Regions from separate parts of the Homo sapiens genome. Here region 1 is linked to region 2. The links are chromatin loops, found by intact Hi-C in ENCODE. Cell type or tissue: heart left ventricle. All regions are shown on one strand. Each heading gives the region's core, and the rest is flanking DNA. Links, peaks and the distances in the headings are about the cores only.

Evidence for each region. Peaks named below come from ENCODE experiments on the same cell type or tissue, not always from the same donor. Only the 100,000 strongest peaks of a DNase experiment are listed, where the experiment ranks them.
Region 1: a loop joins it to region 2, with 2.7 times the contacts of the local background. A loop is called at or near these places in 16 of 110 quality-filtered maps.

What each region holds. Positions count from the first base shown.
Region 1 is chr16:72,016,699-72,026,567 of GRCh38, reverse strand. DHODH (dihydroorotate dehydrogenase (quinone)) reads right to left here. Exons shown (of 9, transcript NM_001361.5): 4 at 9,462-9,544; 5 at 5,257-5,444; 6 at 4,093-4,206; 7 at 3,250-3,403; 8 at 2,935-3,094; 9 at 1-2,423. The coding sequence ends at 2,369. Among named protein-coding and RNA genes, the nearest start is that of DHODH, 13 kb to the right of the region's middle. RefSeq lists an enhancer at 1,961-3,160. In heart left ventricle, for the core only: a CTCF peak has its summit at 5,270 (motif pointing right); a DNase peak (open chromatin) is centred at 5,377.
Region 2 is chr16:72,079,878-72,090,005 of GRCh38, reverse strand. TXNL4B (thioredoxin like 4B) reads left to right here. Exons shown (of 4, transcript NM_017853.3): 3 at 868-1,019; 4 at 3,204-5,149. The coding sequence ends at 3,369. Among named protein-coding and RNA genes, the nearest start is that of TXNL4B, 8.7 kb to the left of the region's middle. In heart left ventricle, for the core only: no CTCF peak of the experiment used is centred there; a DNase peak (open chromatin) is centred at 4,825; H3K27ac peaks cover 539 bases.

The DNA.
Region 1 (9,869 bases), core at 1,870-9,869, 64 kb after region 2:
CTCTACTAAAAATACAAAAATTAGCAGGGCACAGTGGCATGCACCTGTAGTCCCAGCTACTCTGGAGGCTGAGGCTGAAGAATCCCCTGAACCCAGGAGGCGGAGTTTGCAGTGAGCTGAGATCATGCCACTGCACTCCAGGCTGGGCGACACAGCGAGACTCCATCTCAAAAAAAAAAAAGGCAGTCTTCCGTGGAGAACCTTCCAAGGGCCGACTCTTCCCTCTTCTCCTCCACCCCTTCCCTTCCCTTTCCTGAATTGTTCAGTCCTGAAGCTATTAGGTGGGACAGAGCAAGGTAGATGCCTGTAGCATGGGAAAGGGAGGGCAGATGACTCACAGAGAGCATCAAAGCCCAGAGAGAATGAGGAGGGTGTCCAGAGTATGTGCGCTGGCACCTGACGTGGCATGTCGGAGCCCAGGCTGAGGAAAGTGACCCCGCAGGGGTCTGGCCAGCATGTGGTTCCTTTTGCCCATTCCCATTTCTCCTTCAGTGCACTGCTCTTCCTGGAGTAAGGAACGAATCCGGAGAAGCAGAAGGCAATGAGCCGGCTTTTAGAGCAGCCAAGGCTTGGTCCATGGCAGAGCCATTCAGCACAACATGCTCTATGACCACACCGCTGGGCTCGAGCCCAGCCAAGCAGCCTCCACGCAGGGGGACTGGACAATCAGCCGCTTCTCTGCCCGTTTCCTCATCCTTAAAGAGGAAACGTCAAGCCCTTGGCACAGCATCCAGCCCACAGTCAGTGTTCAGTGGACATGAGCTGCCTTCAGGGCAGCTCTGTCTTCAGGCCTCACAGGGTAGCTTTGAACAGGCAGAGCCAGAGGAGCTGGGGATGTCCCCTCTGTTGCTGTCTCCACGGTGGGAAATGGGCAGCTTGAAAACCTGATAGGAGCAACTTGGCTCTATCTATCAGAATGTGAAACATGCCAGCCCCTCAGCCCAGCTGTCACGCCCCTTGGACCCTGCTCTGCACCGACACCAGAACGAAGGCACAGGCACATTCACAAGGTGTTCACGGAGGCACCGATGGTGATAGGAAAACGCCGGAAGTTAGCGATGTGATCACCAACAGGGGACTGGGTAAACAGACCCCACTCAAAAGACCGAGGCCCAGCATGAACCATGCCACATAAGAATAGTGAAGAAAGTAAATGGCAGAATTCTATTTGTGGGATGATGTCATTTGTATGAAAACATAAAGTAACTAAACAGATAACAGTGTGCATTCCATCCAGAAATCGGTATACAAAAAATACAGCCACATGTATGTCTGAGTGTATGTACAAAATGAACATCTTTATGCAGGGGAAAAGTCTGGGAGGACAGACAGAAAGGCATGTCTGCAGAGTGGGGTGAGGAGGAACAGGAATGTTTACACTTCAAGAGTGCTGTACCGTTTGAATTGCTAGTAAAGAATGCAGGTCAATTTTATAGTCAAAAAACTAACATCAGGATGCTTAGGAGATACAGACTGAAACACTGAAGAATAAGGCACCAATGACTCAGCAATAATAAATACATAAGACGTGAATATTTTATCCATGTTATAGAGAAAGGGACAGAGAGAAACGGGAAAATTTGTTTGTTTGTTTTGTGTGTGACAGAGTCTTGATCTGTCGCCCAAGCTGGAGTGCACTGGTGCAATCTTGGCTCACTGCAACCTCCGCCTCCCAGGTTCAAGCAATTCTCCTGCCTCAGCCTCCCGAGTAGCTGGGATTAAAAGTGCCTGCCACAATATCTGGCTAATTTTTTGTATTTTTGGTAGAGACAGGGTTTCACCATGGTGGCCTGGCTGGTCTCCAACTCCTGGCCTCAGGTGATCCGCCCGCCTCGGCCTCCCAAAGTGCTGGGATTACAGGCATGAGCCACCACACCCCGCCCTTATGTTTGAAATATTTTTAAAATAAAGTTTAAAATATTAAATAAACAAAAATAAAGATCAAATGAAAGACAGTCAAGTTCCTGGGAAGCCCACTGCAGATGCAGATAGCAGAGGCCTGGATGGACCTGCAGTATCTTGGCAGGGCCTATGGCAAACCAGAAAGGGCTAGCGTTGAAACCCAGGTTCTAAATGGCTTTATTTTTTCCATGACTTTTTCCTCCTAATATTCAATGTCCTTGCAAGACTGATGGATCCTAGGGTTTGAATCCACAAAGAATCAAAAATGCAGTTTATGGTCTGACCAAGGGACTGAAGAAAGCCTGCGGTTGATCCTGGTGACCCCCCGATTGGCGTTTACAGTGCAGCCATGCCATGGCTGGGGGACATGGCTCAAGATGGAGTCCCTCCTCTCATGATCCAGCCACAAAGGCTTGCCTGAGTCCTTGGGAAGGTTCCAGATCAGGCTTCCCGTCAGACGCTGTCCTCACCTCCGATGATCTGCTCCAATGGCATCTGTGACTCCGCCAAAGCCCTGCTCTCTGGAAAAAGAGCAAACAAAGCAATTTCAGCAAACAGTGGAGAACAGGCCCTGCTCTTACAGGAAGCCCACGTTCACCCAGAAACGCATCATCCCGGCCCAGGCACATCTGGTTTCCTCTACACTCTTCACCCAGAGACCTAGGGATATTTCTACCCAGGTAGGAACAGAGCAGGAAGGAAATTGCTTTTAAGTATTGACAGCTCCCAACATTGAACCAGTGTTGCTTAATTAATGGGAATGCTGATGGGATTCCTCAGGCTCCCCTCCCTTGAGCAAATGGACAACTCCACCTTAGAAACACCATTGCCTTGGAGGTTAATCCTCAGTTCTCCTTGGCATTGTTTGTCCTTCATCAAAAGAGTAACCCAGAATTTCTCTCCCCTTCAGAGTGTACCCCTCAACTCCTTTTTGAATGAATAAGAAACAGATCAACAGTATCTCGTTGACTTGAGTGATCTAAATGAACCTCTGCCTAACTTCTGTTTCAAGCCACACATGACCTCACTCACTTCAGAAGGGCCTCCAGTTCCCGCTTGACTTTGCCCACAACGGGTGGCCCCCAGAAGGTGAGGGCCGTGTACAGCTGCACCAGGGAGGCCCCTGCCCGGATCTTCTCCAGCGCGTCCTGCCCGCTGCTCACACCACCAACCCCAATTATGGGAACTCGGCCTACAGAGAAGCACATGGCGACACCATAAAGAAGGATGTGGCTTCAGCCCCAGAGTCCCCCACAATCAAGACAGATTAGGGAATGATGATTCCCATCACGACCCAGGAGCCCAAGCCACACGCAGATCTGAAGACACAAACACGGGAAACCTTGCCTTGGGTGAGTGCATACATCTCCCGAATGGTTTGAGTTGATAAATCCCGGAGGGGCTTCCCACTCAGCCCTCCTGTTTCAGAGCGCAGGGCACCCTGGAGGCCCGCAGGGCGACTCACGGTGGTGTTCGTAACAATCAGCCCATCGATGCCCAACTGCAGTGCGAGATAGAGAAAAAGCCATGAGTCATAGCACCGAAGGACCCAGAGGCGCTTCTCTGGAGGTCGAAGGCAGCAGCCGGGCCAGGTACCCACACCTACAGCCCCCAAAGCAAGAGCTACACCAGACCTCACTACTCATCTTTTCCTCAACAAGTTTTAGAATGAGCCATAACATGACGACAGCAGCCATCACACGCTGACCACCCACAACATTCCCCTAGGACAGGGTCCAGTCCTTACAACAACCCAATTACAGTGTCTTGTCTGAGGCCCCCAGGTAGTAAGTGGTGGAACCAGGATTTGAACCCACGATGGCCGGGCTCAGTCTGTTTCCACTACTCTCCTATGCCACAGAGACCCGCTGTCCAGACAGGCTGGAGAGAGGAGTGAGAGAAAGAATTTTCAGTCCCAGTCAAGACTGGCCAAGGAGCCAAGCTCAAGCCTTAAACTTGCTGGATGCAGTTGACAAAAGAGAGGAAGAGGCATTAGAAAAACTCCTTCAAGCACTTATTCCAACATTCGCTTTTGACCACAGGGTGAGTTACACCATGACACACACCAAACCAGCCTTGAATACCAAGGAGAGGAAATCACAAAGAACGCCATTCTGGGCTAGCCCAGCTGGCCAAACGGCCTCTGCAGACCATGGGAGGCACACCCTGGGCCCAGGCCCCGACTCAAACCTCTTTGACCACACTGGCAATGTCCTCCTTATCCTGGCTGGTGAGGTCAGGAGCGATCTTCACCAGGACTGCCGGCCTGTGCACTCTCCGCAAGCCATCCCTCTCCTGCAGCACCTAGGGCGACACACGGCCAGAGCTGGGGACCCCGCAGACCACAGCCCTGCAGTGCAGCTGTGACCTACGCTGCAGGTCAGTGGGTTTCCACAATAGCGATCAAACTAAAGCAGAAACAATTTCTTTTCAGGAAAGCCAGCCCTCAGACGTGAGGAGTACAGTCGAGATGGATCCGATTCCATTCTTTTAGGCCAAGGGATCCCGTGGACATTGGCTAATAGCTCAAGGGTGTTTTAGACTTTTCTTTTCTTTTTTTTTTTTTTTTTTTGAGACAAGGTCGCACTCTGTCACCCACACTGGAGTGTAGTAGCATGATCACGGCTCACTGTAGCCTGCACCTCCCTGGGCTCAGGCGATCCTTCCACTTCAGCCTCCAGAGTATCAGGGACTACAGGTGTGCACCACCATGCCCAGCTAATTTCTGTATTTCTTGTAAGATGGGGTTTTGCCAAGTTGCCCAGGCTGGTCAGCTCCTGAGCTCAAGTGATCTGCCTGCCTCGGCCTCCAAGTAGCTGGGGCTATAGGCTTGAGCCACTGTGCCTGGCTAATTTTTAAATTTTTGTAGAGACAGGGTCTTGCTCTTTTGCCCAGGCTGGTCTCAAATTCCTGGGTTATAAGTGATCCACCTGCCTTGGCCTCCCATAGTGCTGGTATTACAGGCATGAGCCACGGTGTCCAACGTTTTTTAGACTTTTATTCCTAAAAGATAACCAGGAAATATTACCACATGTACTGGGTGATGAAGTCCTTCAGTTCACTCAGAGCTCTGGGCGCTAGGGTCAGAGTGACAAATGAGAGAGACGTGGTGTCTGCTCTTACAGACCCCGTGATTTATAGCAGCAGGGACAGATAATTTGTCACCGTCGCATATAATCAGTGTCATGAGAGGGGATCAGAGGGGACTCTGGGAAGGTATAGCCAGGGGTCCTACTGGTCTAGGTGCTAAGGACAGCTTCTGAGGGTGATGCTGAAGGTTCGCCCTGGAGAATGAAGGGGAGCAGGTGGGACAGGCTGGTGGGACAGGGCCTGGAGAGGGGTGCAGCTGCCCACCTTGGTCAGCAGGCGGCGCAGCTCGGCCTTTCCCTGAAGGCTCCGCAGCCCGGCAGTGTTGGGGCTGGACACATTCACCACCAGGTAGTCGGCCAGGGGGCCCAGTACGCGCACCCCTTCTGCGTAGTCCTCCGCGGCGTCCACTGAGGTCTTGTTCTTCCCCAAGTTGACCCCCAGAGGCAGTCCATCTGCAAACATCGCTGGTCAGGCCTGCACCCCGCACACCCTTTCCTGTGCCACCTTCTGAGGCTGCCCTTGACCAAACCACCTGTGGACAGCCGCGCAGGCCTTCCCTCCAAACCTGACCTGCCCGACACCGGCTGACAGGTGCTCAACTGCGGCCTGGGCCCGCCTGCTGACCAAAACCACTCACTGGCTTTGTCTAGCAAAGTCTGGGCAGCTACGAGGATGTTTTGCTGCATTTTGCCCTTTTTATTTTTAAAATTTTCATGGAAAATGGACAAATTACTGCAAATACTTGTGGGGCAAAAGATGGGCCTCATAAATTGAATAAAACTGAGAACAGAGAGAACTCAGTAGGCACATCAGGCCCGCAACTCTCACCTCAAGGAATGCTTGTTGGCCTTGGCTCGGTTGACTGGATGTACAGTTGCGAAGAAAAAACAAAATGAAAGAACATGTATAAAATACTGAAAAACAGGCCAGGTGCGGTGGCTCACGCCTATAATCCCAGCACTTTGGGTGGTCAAGGGCAGAGGATTGCTTGAGCCCAGGAATTCAAGACCAGTCTGGGCAACATGGTGAAACCCTATCTCTATAATTGAAAACTCAGCCGGGAGCAGTGGTGCACACCTGTAGTCCTAGCTGCTCGGGAGGCTGAAGTAGGATTGAGGCTCCAATGAACCGTGATCGCGCCACTGCACTCCAGCCTAAGGAGCAGAGCAAGACTCTGTCTCAAAAAAAAGAAAAAAAAAAAAAATATATATATATATACACATATATATATATATATATATATATACACATATACATATACACATATATATATACTGGAAAATGTTTTTTGTTTTTTTTTTTGAGATGGAGTCTCACTGTTGCCCAGGCTGGAATGTGGTGGCACAATCTTGGCTCACTGCAACCTCCGTCCCCTGAATTCAAGCAATTCTCCTGTCTCAGCCTCCTGAGTAGCTGGGATTACACGCATGTGCCACCACGCCCAGCTAATTTTTGTATTTTTAGTAGAGATGGGGTTTCACCATGTTGGCCAGGATGGTCTCCATCTCCAGACCTCATGATCTGCCCACCTCAGCCTCCCAAAGTGCTGGGATTACAGGCGTGAGCCACTGCAACCGGCCTAATTTTTGTATTTTTAGTAGAGAAGGGGTTTCACCATGTTGGCCAGGCTGGTCTCAAACCCCTGACCTCAAATGATCCGCTTGCCTTGGCCTTCCAGAGTGTTAGGATTACAGGCGTGAGCCACCATGCCCGGCCAAATGTTTTCAATTATCATGCCTAAAATGTAGAGGTGTAATTGTTTTCTAACTTATAATTTTAGTTCTCTGAGGAAAGGGACTCTCCCTCATATAATAACTGAGGGTACCCTGTATCTTAGGTGCTCCCTGGACAACCTGATTACTCCCCTAGCCTGGGCATCATTGTTAACACCTGCCCCTTTTTACTCTCAAGAGGGTCTCAGTTTACATGTAAGCAATTAGGTCAGCTTACTTAAAAATCCACAGGACTATCAATGGACTTGCATTTTGGACCTCCAGAAAAAATACATTTTCAGAAACACACTATGTGTAAAAGAAACGGGTTGTCTCTACTTGACTTCTTCTAAGTTTACTATCTTATCTGCACGGGGAGTGGTACATCAATGGTACAGGCTGTACTTTTGATCTGAGAGTTGGGGGAAGAATTAGAACACCAAGTAGCTCACAAAATGTGTTGTCAGGCCAGAGAGGATCAAACAACATCTATTGTACTGCTCACCACCTTCCCAACCCCAATCACACTCTCGCATCATCAGCAAATGAGATGAGTGTAGCTACTTTCCAGGGTGGGGACTGGAGGAGGGGATCAGAACCCAATTAGAAGCCGGGCGCAGCAGCTCACGCCTGTAATCCCAGCACTTTGGGAGGCTGAGGTGGGTGGATCAATTGAGGTCAGGAGTTCAAGACCAGCCTGGCCAACACGGTGAAACCCTGTCTCTACTAAAAATATAAAAATTAGTCAGGCATGGTGGTGGGCGCCTATAATCTCAGCTACTTGGGAGGCTGAGAAAGGAGAATCGCTTGAACCTGGGAGGTGGAGGCTACTGTGAGCTGAGATTGCACCACTGTTGCCTGGGCAATAGCGGGAGACTCTGTCTCAAAAGAAACAAAGAATCCAATTAGACAAAAGGTTTATCATAAGGTCTCCAAGCTTCCCAGTCTAGCACCCATCAAGCCAAGATCATCTGTAAGCTTGAATTCTTTTCCTCACAAGTAAACTGACTTGAAGGAGAATATCACTTTCATGTAGCTAACGGATTAGGAGTCATCTGCCCAAACTGACAAGATTTGGGAGTTAGACAGAAATTGCTGGATTACTCTGTCCCCAGAGGGCACCAAAGCTTTTGTCAACGCGTGTTCCTTGGCATGGTGCTAACAACAAGCTGCCATGAAGGCCCCTAAGCTGCTGGCAGACACATCCGTGCAGAGCACTGCTGCAGGCTCCGCTTCACTCCGTAGACCAGGAGGGCCACAGGGAGGGAGGGCTGGGTGAGGAAGAACAGGAGATAAAGCCAGGACACTGCACTGCAGACACCGAGGAGAAGAAAAAGCAAGCACGAAGGCGGGCAAGCATCACAAACCATGCAAGTCCTGTGATGACCTCCAAAGCTCCCCAGGTGGGCGGCTCTGCAGTACAGCGGGGTCTGGTTCCACCCAACCCAGGGGTTTCCAAAAGATAATTTCCTATTCCCCAAATCTGACACTGCTGAGTGCCTCAGCCCTTTCCACCTCACTTCCTGAAATGAATCCCATATCCATTGGTTTCTTCATCCTGCTACCAGGACTATCTGAGACTAAGACATCCTGGAAGGAGTTTCAGAGGGACCCAAAGAAGAAAATGGTCGCTACTGAGCCACAACCCCACACAATCCCAGAGGGTCCCAGGGGCATTAGGGTCAGGACAACAGAGGGCTGCGACCACTAAGTGCATCCTGAGAGCAAGTGAGGCAGAGGCCACAGAGAACACCCGCATCGCCGGAGGCGTCTTCAAAAATGCATGTTGTGGCCAGGCGCGGTGGCTCACGCCTGTAATCCCAGCACTTTGGGAGGCCGAGGCAGGCGGATCACCAGGTCAGGAAATCGAGACCATCCTGGCTAACACAGTGAAACCCCGTCTCTACTAAAAATACAAAAAGAAATTAGCTGGGTGTGGCGGCGGGTGCCTGAAGTCCCAGCTACTCGGGAGGCTGAGGCAGGAGAATAGTGAGAACGCGGGAAGCAGAGCTTGCAGTGAGCCGAGATCCCGCCACTGCACTCTAGCCTGGGGCGACAGAGCGAGACTCCGTCTCAAAAAAAAAAAAAAAAAAGCATGTTGTTTTTGGTTTTTTTAGAGAAATGGGATCTCACCATGTTGCCCAGGCTGGTCTTAAACTCCTGAGTTCAAGTGATCCTCCCAACTTGGGCACCCAAAGTATTGAGATTACAGGTGTGAACTGTCCCGAACCAAAAATGAGTTTCCAAAACAACTCATGAAGAATATTTTCCCAAATGCTAATATTAGTTAGCCTTGAGTAGGGAGGAGTATCTGTTTCTTGAACATTCTTTCTTTACGCTTCTCTGTATTTACTAAGTCTTCTATAATTAATGAACATTATTTACACAATGGATGACAAAAAAGGGAGGACAGAGTGGGCCACGGGAGGATGACATTCAAGTCCTGCTCCTGCCCTCATTGCCTGTGTGATCATTGCCCAGCCGCTTTGCTTCGCTTGCTTTCAGGCCTCCCTAGTTACGGTAACAGGTTACATAACAAGGCAGAGGCAAAGTGAGTATTTGCTAAATTGCAAAATCCAGTTAAACTCTTGGAAGCTGTGTGGGACCAGGAAAATCGCTCTAGGAGAGGTGTCCTGAGGTCCTCAGTGGTTTTTGCTATTGCTCAATCATGTTTATTTCACTAGAAATGTTCCCAGCATTTCTCCCACGTTTCCTCCTAATAAATAAGAAAGGCCCACTGACACAACCCCACTTTACCTTCTGTGAGCTTGGCCTGCTTCTGCTGTCTGGCCCGTAACCTGTGTTCCACCACTGAAAGCCCGTGACTGTTAAATCCATACCTGCAGAGCACAAGCACACGGGAGGGGCAGAGTGAGACGGCACCATAGCCACTTCCCATACACTTAGGACTTTTTCAAACAAGAGAAAAAAAAAAATCACAGTCAGTTCTTACACTTCCAGGGTCTAAACACCACTGGGACTCCTAGAGAACTTGCCAGAACACCATCCAATACCCAGGGAAAGATTAAAATTTGCAAATGCTCAGCCAGCTAGCACTGGAAACAGCCCAGACTCAGCAGCAGCTGCCCCAGACCTGCTGGATCCCCACTCCTTACCCAGCCACTCTCTGAGAATTGCACACTCACTTGCCACCTTCTGCCTGGG
Region 2 (10,128 bases), core at 1,211-9,210:
ATTCTACCCTCAGTCATAAGCAGGAGGAAATACCACAGAGGTCAGTGATGTAGACACTGAAGCCACACTGCCAAAGTTCAAACCCCAGCCCTACTGCTCAGGAGCTGTGTGACCTGGGGCAAATTACTTTACCTTCCTGTGCCTCAGTTTCCCTATCTATAAAATGGGGACTCTGATAGCATATACCTTATAAGAATGATGTAAGGATTAAATGAGTTAACAAATGTTAAGCACTTAGGACAGTTACCACATAGTAATGTTATATAAGTGTCTGCTACTAATTATCGTGGTTTTCATTTCTGGGAGGATTGGGAGGAAGGAGACGTTAGGGAATTTCAGTATCCACATAACATATTTCTAAGTTGTGTTGTTTTAAATGAGCATGGGCTACTTTTATAAAAGCATTCAAAGAAAGAAATTAAAGGAAGAAATAGATTCACACAGTTTTCCCCAAGGATTTGTATGCTCAGCTCTTAACACGGGATGGCAGCAGTAGAAATGGCGGGTAGAGGTCTTAGTTCTGGGTTAGGTCTCTCTCCACAATGAATAGACAGGAATACTCCCATGCTGTCACCCTCCTAAACTCACACAGTTTTCCCCAAGGTCCCCTTCTAACCTCACACAGTTTTCCCCAAGGTCCCTTCCTAACCTCATACAGTTTTCCCCAAGATTCCCTCCTAACCCCGTTGCAGTGAATGAGACTCTGGAGGATGGGGTTATGCTTTGTCTAATGTGGGAGCCACATGGGCTGCATTGTTGGCCCAGGAGTTTTTTCAAACAAAACACTCTGTTGTAGTAACAAGTTTCACAGAAGAAACATTAAGCTGCCTCTCATATTGTAACCTTTGTCTCTCTCGTCATTTGCAGCTTTCTAAGACCTCTTCTGACTTAAGTAAAATGGCTGCTATATACCTGGTAGATGTGGACCAAACTGCAGTTTATACACAGTATTTTGACATCAGTTATATTCCATCTACTGTCTTTTTCTTCAATGGGCAGCATATGAAAGTGGATTATGGGTAAGTGCAGTTGATCTGAAGTTAATTGCAACCTTGTAAGTTTCCTTGGTAAGCATTTTCAGTAGCTTGCCTATTTCCATGTGATGTTGGCTCTGTGAGTCTTATATCAGTACTGTTTCCCCAATTGACGCACTCTCTAATTTTTTATGCAAAACCTTGCTACAAAATGAGAGTGCTTCTGGTATGATTGTCAAATTTTATTTATTTTTTTAATAGTGCATACACATGGTTTGTCAAATTTTAATTTCCGACTTAAGTATGAAGAAATAGTACAGGTGGCAAAGCACTACCATCCATAAGTCTATAAAATATAAAATAGCCATATTAGCTAAATAAAGAACTCTTAAAATTTTCCCAGGAATTTCATTTGAAACAAAACATGTAGTTTTTCTTAAGCTTTTGGACTGGTAAGTGGCATTTATGAAAGAAACATTCCTTCTAGCAAACTAAGATGTGCTTCTCTCTTGCAAAGTTTCCTGCTTTTCGCCATTGAATTTTAAATCATTCTTCAACAAAGCCTGTCAAGAATAAGTAACATGATGTCCTCTTTAGTGCCTTCCACTCCATCCAATTACCATCTCAATACTTAATATTGATGATTGGGTGCATCCATGATTCTGATCATTTCTTACTGTGGTTGATGTGTCCACTTATCTAGATCTGTGTACCCTTTTTGTCTTTATTTGAAAGTATGTGAAATATTATCTGTTTTAAAGTGTTTTAGGCTGGGCATAGTGGCTCACGCCTGTAATCCCAGCACTTTGGGAGGCCAAGGCAGGCGGATCATTTGAGGTCAGGAGTTCAAAACCAGCATGGCCAACATAGTGAAACCCCATCTCTACTAAAAATACAAAAATTAGCCAGGCATGGCCAGGCGCAGTGGCTCACGCGTGTAATCCCAGCACTTTGGGAAGCCGAGGCAGGCAGATTATGAGGTCAGCAGATCGAGACCATCCTGGCTAACACAGTGAAACCCTGTCTCTACTAAAAATACAAAAAATTAGCTGGGCGTGGTGGCGGGCGCATGTAGTCCCGGCTACTCTGGAGGCTGAGGCAGAAAAATGGCATGAACCCAGGAGGCGGAGCTTGCAGTGAGCCGAGAGCGCGCCACTGCACTCCATCCTGGGCAACAGAGCTGCCGTCTCAAAAAAAAGATTAGCCAGGCATGATGGTGGGTGCCTGTAATCCCAACTACTCAGGAGGCTGAGGCAGGAGATTCGCTTGAGCCCAGGAGGTGGAGGTTGCAGTGAGCAGAGAACGCACCACTACACTCCAGTCTGGTGACAGAGCAAGGCTCCATCGCAAAACAACAACAACAACAACAAAAAAAAAACACAAAAGTATTTTAAAGCTGTTTATTCTACTGGAACACATTTGATGTAAGTATTAATTTGGTACAACCTTTTATGGGGGCCAGTTCAACATTATGTATCAAATAGTTTAAAGTTTTTAAACTTTTTAACCCAGTAATTACACTTCCAGGACTTTAATATGATGTTGCAGATGCACATTTAACAAATGAAAGAAATATATGTCAGCTAGAAAAAAGCATATTACTGAATAATTTGTATGACATAATTCCCAATGTTGGGAAAAAAGAAGTTTGTATCTGCACATACACACACACACACACACACACACACACACACACACACACACAAGATTGGAAGGATAGACACTGAAAAGTGACCTCTGGCCTCATCCGTGATTTTATTTATTTCTTTAAAATTTTTACAGTAACATACCTGGTGTTTGAGATACTTTTCTAAAAAATCAATTTTTTAATACCTACCACTCAAAAGGCCATGAATATTGAATGGGCTTTGCACAATGCCCAGGCAAAAGCAACAACAGCAAACGAAGAAACAATGTGCACTCCAACACTTGGTGAAATCTGCTTGATGATTTGAGAAGTGATAAAAATAGATTTTGTGATTACAATAGCTTTTGAAGCTAAAGCTTTGCACATGACAGAGCTTTCATGCTAGTGGCCCACAGCACTGGGTTGAGTCATTTACTAAATGGAAAAAAATGATTGAAAAATTAATGTTGGGCTTTATTTCTGAAGTCTCATTGACAAGAAGAAAATAACAAAGCTGTTTTTCATTTTGTTTATCCTGAAAGTCTTCAACAAGTGATTACTCAAAGTTCTTAGAGCAGTTGTTTCTCTTCTATGCTGTCTAGATCTCCAGATCACACTAAGTTTGTGGGAAGCTTCAAAACCAAACAAGACTTCATAGATTTGATTGAAGTAATCTATCGAGGAGCAATGAGGGGGAAGCTTATTGTCCAAAGTCCTATTGATCCCAAGAATATTCCCAAATATGACCTTCTCTATCAAGACATTTAGTACATTAATTGCTGTCAAAGATGAAGAAGAAGGCACATCTTGACACAGTACCTGAATCCAGCTGTGCTGTGTTTCTGGAGTCCTTTGGAAACATGTGTCCCAGAGGAGAAGAGGTTTGACTTGCGTGTAGAAAACCCGGCCCCTGAGGAAAAGACCCCACTGGTTCTCTGATGACCTGGGATGCCTAACTGTCTACTCCCTGCAAGCCTCAGAGCAGCCAAGTCATTGGTGTTCATTTTCCCCACAGTGATTTTTGTAACTTCTCTTTCTAATGTTTTTCTTTATCCCTTTAATACAGAACCCTCCCAAACATTGGCTAGTACAACTTGATTTCATCATGTTCATTTGATACACAAGTGAACTGGAAAGTCACTTCCCATAGAAGCAAAAGTACTTATTTTCTACCCTAGCTGGGTGCATGTGTGTGCACACACACACACACACACACCCCCACACCCCTTTGCCGGTTCCTCGACTCATACATCCCTCGTGCTTTCCCATCTCCAGTCTGTATTACTGTAGGTTCTCTTCAAATAATTAATTGAGCAGACAAGTTTGTTTTATTTTGGAGCCTTTTTGGCTCTGGCTTTTAAACATTGTCCTGGTTGGCTCATTTAATTTTTTTTTTTTTTTTTGAGACCGAGTCACTCTTGTCACCCAGGCTGGAGTGCAGTGGCGCGATCTCGGCTCACTGCAAGCTCCACCTCCTGGGTTCATGCCATTTTCCTGCTTCAGCCTCCTGAGTAGCTGGGACTACAGGCGCCCGCCACCATGCCCAGCTAATTTTTTGTATTTTTATAGAGGCGCAGTTTCACCGTGTTAGCCAAGATGGTCTCGATCTCCTGACCTCGTGATCTGCCCTCCTCAGCCTCCCAGGTGCTGGGATTATAGGCGTGAGCCACCGCGCGCACCCCATTTAATTATTTTTTATGTTATAAAATTTAATATGGAAAGTGAGAATTTGAACCTTCACCATCCACCACTCTATTCAGGTAAAACAATGAATGAGCCACCTTAGCAGGAGCAGATTTTTCCCAGAAGCTGCTGCCTCTTCCTGAGGCAGAAAATTGGATTACTAAGGCTCAAAACTAAAAGAGATGTCAGCATTGTTGGATAGAAATGTCACCTATATGGGATTTGCCTGTTTTAATAACTTTGTAAGGAATTCTTGCTCTTCTAGGGGTGCCTGGCGCAACCGTGGGCAAGTTACTGCTCCTCTTTAAACCTCGTGGTGGTTATTGAAACAGATTTATTAGAAGGAGAGGGTAGGTGCAGAGCTGGAGAGCCATGGGTGAGGCAGCTTGTGACCTGCCTAGCAGCCGCTGACCACCTCTCCAACAGAAGCCTAGTCCTGTTCAGAGCAGCACTGTCACTGCAAGTCCAGCCCCCTTTGCCAGGGGCTCCATTCCACCCCTTTCCTGCAGGGAGGGGTGCCATGAGTCTTGCTTTTGGCTCATACAGGAGAGAGGGAAGGCTGCCAGGCACTGCTTGTATCCCTGCTGATAAGAGGAGGGAGTCACTCCAGGAATAAGACAAAAGGAGAGGAGGAGGCCATCACCTCTGGCCTCTTCCATCGTACACTTCCTGTCTCTGGTTTAATCATGATGCATGGAGCTACAACAGCCATCTTAGGTCCCCGAGGTGCCCAGCATCACGTAAAACATCGATATGCTAAGAAGAACAAAAAGAGCCCAATCTCTGATGTTATTGAGCTCCTGCATGAACTCTGGACCTGCCTGCCTCAGACTTCTGTGAAAGAATAAAATTTCTTTTTGCCTAAGTCACTGTTAGTTGGGTTTTCTGTTCTTCAGCCCAGATCACACAGTATTTGCGGTATGGTAAGCACTCAGCGCACCAGCCAAAACTCAGAACCTGCGTGTGCAAAATTATCATGTCTTCTTCCTCCTGTTAGAAATAAGTTCTCTTATTTCTGAGTGCCGCAGAGGAAGAGGAGCACTCAGAAGAAAAGTTTCTCAGCAAGGCAAAGTTTACTTCTGCAGAAGGGTGCTGCCCGCGCCTATAGCAGTCGCAAAAGCACACCTAACAAAGGAGAACAGGTTTCTAACCCTAACGCAGTTCCTGCTTCTTTGTCTTTCCCCCATTGGCTGGGGTTGGACCGCACAGTCTAGGCTGACTCCAATTGGCTATGCGCTTGAATCTTTCTCAAATAAGGCAGAGGGTAAAGGTTACAGGTTAAGGTTTGGAGCAAGGCGGTTTACAGCCTATGACAAGAAAGTTGGATCTTTGAAGAGGAACCTTTCTTTTATTCTGACAATTTCCCCCTTTTTGTTGTTATAATTCTTCCTCTTCAAATTATTTTAGTAAGATTTGGCTTTGTTGCTCTTCTTGATTGTCTAGGAGTAAAAGTTGGTCTGAATATGGAGGGGGAGAGACAGAGAAGGTTTTAGTGCAAGCCATTTCTATGAGTCTTTGAACTAACCCACAAACACAAGGTGTGATGCAACAGCCTACAAGGATGAGTGCACTTGTAACAATGGCAAGGGAAGTGAGGATAGAGGCCATAAGTCCTTTCCATTTACCAAACCATCTTTTGGTTAAACCTGTGAAGGGGTCATCTATTCCAGAATTTTCAGCCAGCTCATTTGCTAGGGTGGTGAGGCCTTGTAGAGCCTTGGTAGTGGTTCCATCGGGAGCTGTGTTATTTGGGATCAAAGTACAACATTGGGCTCTGATGATTACACAAACTCTGCCGTTTTCTGCTAATGTCATGTCAAGAGCTATCCTGTTTTCCCAGGCCATTTGGCTGGTGGGACCAAATTGCTCGGCTATCCCCAAATGGTATCTCTGGTATAATTAACAAATCCTTGTTGATTGTAATATATATAGTTTATCCAGTCTACGTTTTTGTTTATAGTAGACCACCAAAATAAGACTGACTCAAACCTGGCAGCTATTTGATTTCGAGCTTTAAATTCATTGGCGGCTACTCGTGGTACTCCAATTGCCTCTATATAGACATGGGGGTCAAAAGACCCTTGAGGAGCTTCTCTTTCTTCCCAAGAGGGTGACTTTTTGTCGGACTGATGAAATGCCAGGGTGAAAGAGATGGCCAGTTGGATTAGAGTGCAAGTGCTGCTCCAATTATTTGGCAGCATACCCAGTAGAGGTCCTCCACAATACCACCAAACATCTGCTTGTGGATAGACAAGGGCAGTCTGATTGGTGAGCTCTCGAAAAGGCTCGGATTCACTGCATCCCGTTAGATTCCTGAAAGATGTAAGTTTTCCCCGTCATGAGAGACAAGAGGTAAAATTGGCATCAGAGGCCAGGAGCCAGATGGCCCTTGGGGGCTGACCCACAGGGAAGTCTTTGACTTTTGGGAAAAGCAGTGAGAGACTGGTGCATGACTTATTACCCCAGGCTGTGGGGTGCTGGAAGAGAGCTACTGTACAGTCCATGCCCGGTTGGTTAGACCATCCAAGCAGGAAGGGAACTATTTGGATTTCTGGCCTGCCCATTGCACAGGCATAACAGTCGCTTTTATTTAAAGTGCAAACTGAATATTTGATCCATTTCAGCCAGGCATTCATTTCTTGGTGTCCGGTCTCGATGGCCAGGGTTTGTTTTAGGTCTTTGACTTCCACTATGTGCACTTTAGTTTTGTCATTAGGTAGTGGCAAGATAGTTGTTTCATTTGGAGGAGATCTTCGGGAAGGAAGGGGTGCTGGAGGGGCGACAAAACGAATCTCAAAGGACCCTATGGGGTCTTTCCCGCTAACATCTGCCCCATACCATAAAAGCGACTTAGGGTGGGAATATGGTTAGTGGAGGTTGAAGTAGTAATAGAAATATGCACCAGGTTACATCGGAGGTGTTGGCAGTTAGAGGAGTTATTTTGTTTAGTAAAATGGATATAAGGTTTTAGGGAGGTGCAGCCTGCTGAAGAAGTCCAGCCTTGGGACTGAGTGGTCCAGAGAATATCGTACCAGGAATGGCAAGGTAGCCAATTATAGGGAATCTTGCAAGGATCAGATTGAGGGTGGGGTGAGTACCAAGGGCAAAGATACTTTTCTGAAGAGGCTAGTTGCCTTTGACTTTGTAGGTCTCTGCAAGGTATGACTAGGCAAGCATCAAACACAACAGCTTGAGGGGAGGCTGACCTGGTTACATTAACAATGAAATGCGGGCTGGGCACGGTGACTCATGCCTGTAATCCCAGGACTTTGGGAGGCCGAGGCGGGCAGTTCACAAGGTCAGGAGATCAACCATCCTGGCTAACACTGTGAAACCCCGTCTCTACTAAAAATACAAAAAATTAGCCGGGCATGGTGGCAGGCACCTGTAGTCCCAGCTACTCGGGAGGCTGAGGCAGGAGAATGGTGTGAACCCAGGAGGCAGAGCTTGCAGTGAGTGGAGATCTTGCCACTGCACTCCAGCCTGGGCAACAGAGCGAGACTCCATCTCAAAAAAAAAAAAAAATGAAATGCCCCTGGGCAATTAGGGGGAAGAAGAGACAAATTAGACCTTTTTGAATGTTAATTTTGAGGGAGTTGGTCCTGGAGTGATGGTCCATGATTCCATAAGGGGTGGGGTCCTTTTTACCCAAGTGTGATGAGTCCACCCCTGTTCAGCCGTTCGGGCTGCTGTTTCAGTTGTTAGGAGTATTAGATAGGGTCCTTCCCACGATGGTTCGAGTTTTCCTCCCTCCAGCTTTTGATGAGCACATAATCCCCAGGCTGATGTGGGTGTACTGGAAACTCTAGAGGCGGCATTTGTGCTAAGAGGCCTTGGGTCCTGAGGGAAAAAAGGGTGGAAGATAGACCACGTATATAGTTTTTAAGAAATTGATGTTTTGTTTCAAATGTAGGGATGTCAGTGGTGGAATTTAAGCATGGCAATCTGTAGAGCGTTTCATAAGGGGACAGGCCGATATCTTTTCAAGGGGCGATACGAATTCTTAGTAAGGCGACAGGGAGGTACTTAGTTCATGGCAGTCGGGTTTCCAAGATTAGTTTAGTTAGGTGATTTATTTATTTTGATTCATTCTTTCTGCTTTTCCTGATGAGGGTGGGTGCCAGGGAGTATGATATTCCCATTTTATCTCTAGTGTCTGGGTTAATCCTTTAATGACCTGTGCAGTAAAATGGGTTCCATTGTCTGAGTCAATGTTCTCTATTAATCTGAATCTGGGTATGGTATCTTCTATTAGTACTTTAACTACATTATTGGCAGTTGCACTTGGCAGGTGAATGGCTTCCACCCAGTGAGTGAGATGGTCCACTATAACTGACAAACATTTGAGGCAGCCTATTTGGGGCATTTCGGTATAAGTCAATTTGGACACTTTGGAATGGCCTTAGCCCAGGATTTCTTCCGCCGAAGGGCAGTTTTCTTAAAGTTTGTTTATTGGTTTTTCTGCATACCATACAACTGTCTGTGACTTGCCTGGTGAGGGTATAAATCCCTGTACACCCATAGGTTCTAAGGACTGCATCACACATGGCTTGGGGACCCCAATGGGTCCCTTGGTGAAGTTGTGTTAAGATTTCTGTCATTAGGGGTTTGGACAACATTTCTTTGTTATCTGGCAGTATCCGTTTCTCTTCTGAGTTTTTGTTAGCCCCTATTTTCTTTAATTTTTCTTTGTCTGCTTGGGAGAAGATGGGGGTTGCAGATGGGGAAGGGAGACAAGGGGTTCAGTGGAAAATGGGTGCTTCTTGGGAAGTAACTCTTGAAAGAGAGACCTTTATGGTGTCCTGGGACATGAACAATGGCTATGTCCTCTGGTAGCTGAAGGTTTTCTAATACTTGCATGATTAACTCTTTGTGGACAAGGTTTTGGCCCTTGCTAGTAATAAGGCCTTGTTCAGTCCAAATCTTCCCAAAGGTATGGGCCACTCCAAAAGCATATTTGGAATTGGTGTAAATAGTCCCTTCTTGATTCTGCAGCTATTTTAAGGCTTGATTTAGTGCGAACAACTCACATGTTTGGTTAGACCAGTTATTGGGAAGTCTCCCTGATTCTACTTCTGTGAGAGTTTCTCCATCAACCACTGAGTAGCCATTATGTTTTTTCTCTTCAATTACCCGAGAGGAGCTGTCTACAAAGAGATGGTGCCCTGTTTTTAAAGGGGTCTCACTTAGATCAGGCCTTACTTTAGTTTGATGATTAAGTCTAAACATTTGTGCTTGGGGTCTCCAGCGTTTGGATTTCCTGTCAGGAAGGTGGCGGGGTAGGCCGGGCACAGTGGCTCACGCCTGTAATCCCAACACTTTGGGAGGCCAAGGCAGGCAGATCACCTGAGGACAGGAGTTCAAGACCAGCCTGACCAACATGGAGAAACCCCATCTCTACTAAAAATACAAAAAAATTAGCCAGGCATGGTGGCATGCCTGTAATCCCAGCTACTTGGTAGGCTGAGGCAGGAGAATTGCTTGAACCCAGGAGGCAAAGGTTGCGGTGAGCCGAGATTGTGCCATTGCACTCTAGCATGGGCAATAAGAGTGAAACTCCATCTCAAAAAAAAAAAAAAAAAGGAAGGTGGCGGGGTTGAGCACATTGTCAGTGGTTAGGGTTAAATCACCTTTTTCTAATAGGATAGCTTCATATTTTAGGATTCTTGAATCTGTAAGCCATCTCCCTGCTTTTTGGCTAAGAATGGTTTTAACCTGATGGGGTGTGCTTAGGATGAGACTTCCCCCAAAGGTTATTTTTCTACTTTCCTCTGTCAATAAAACAGTTGCTGCTGTAGATTGGATACATTCGGGCCACCCACAGGTTACCACGTCAAGAATGTT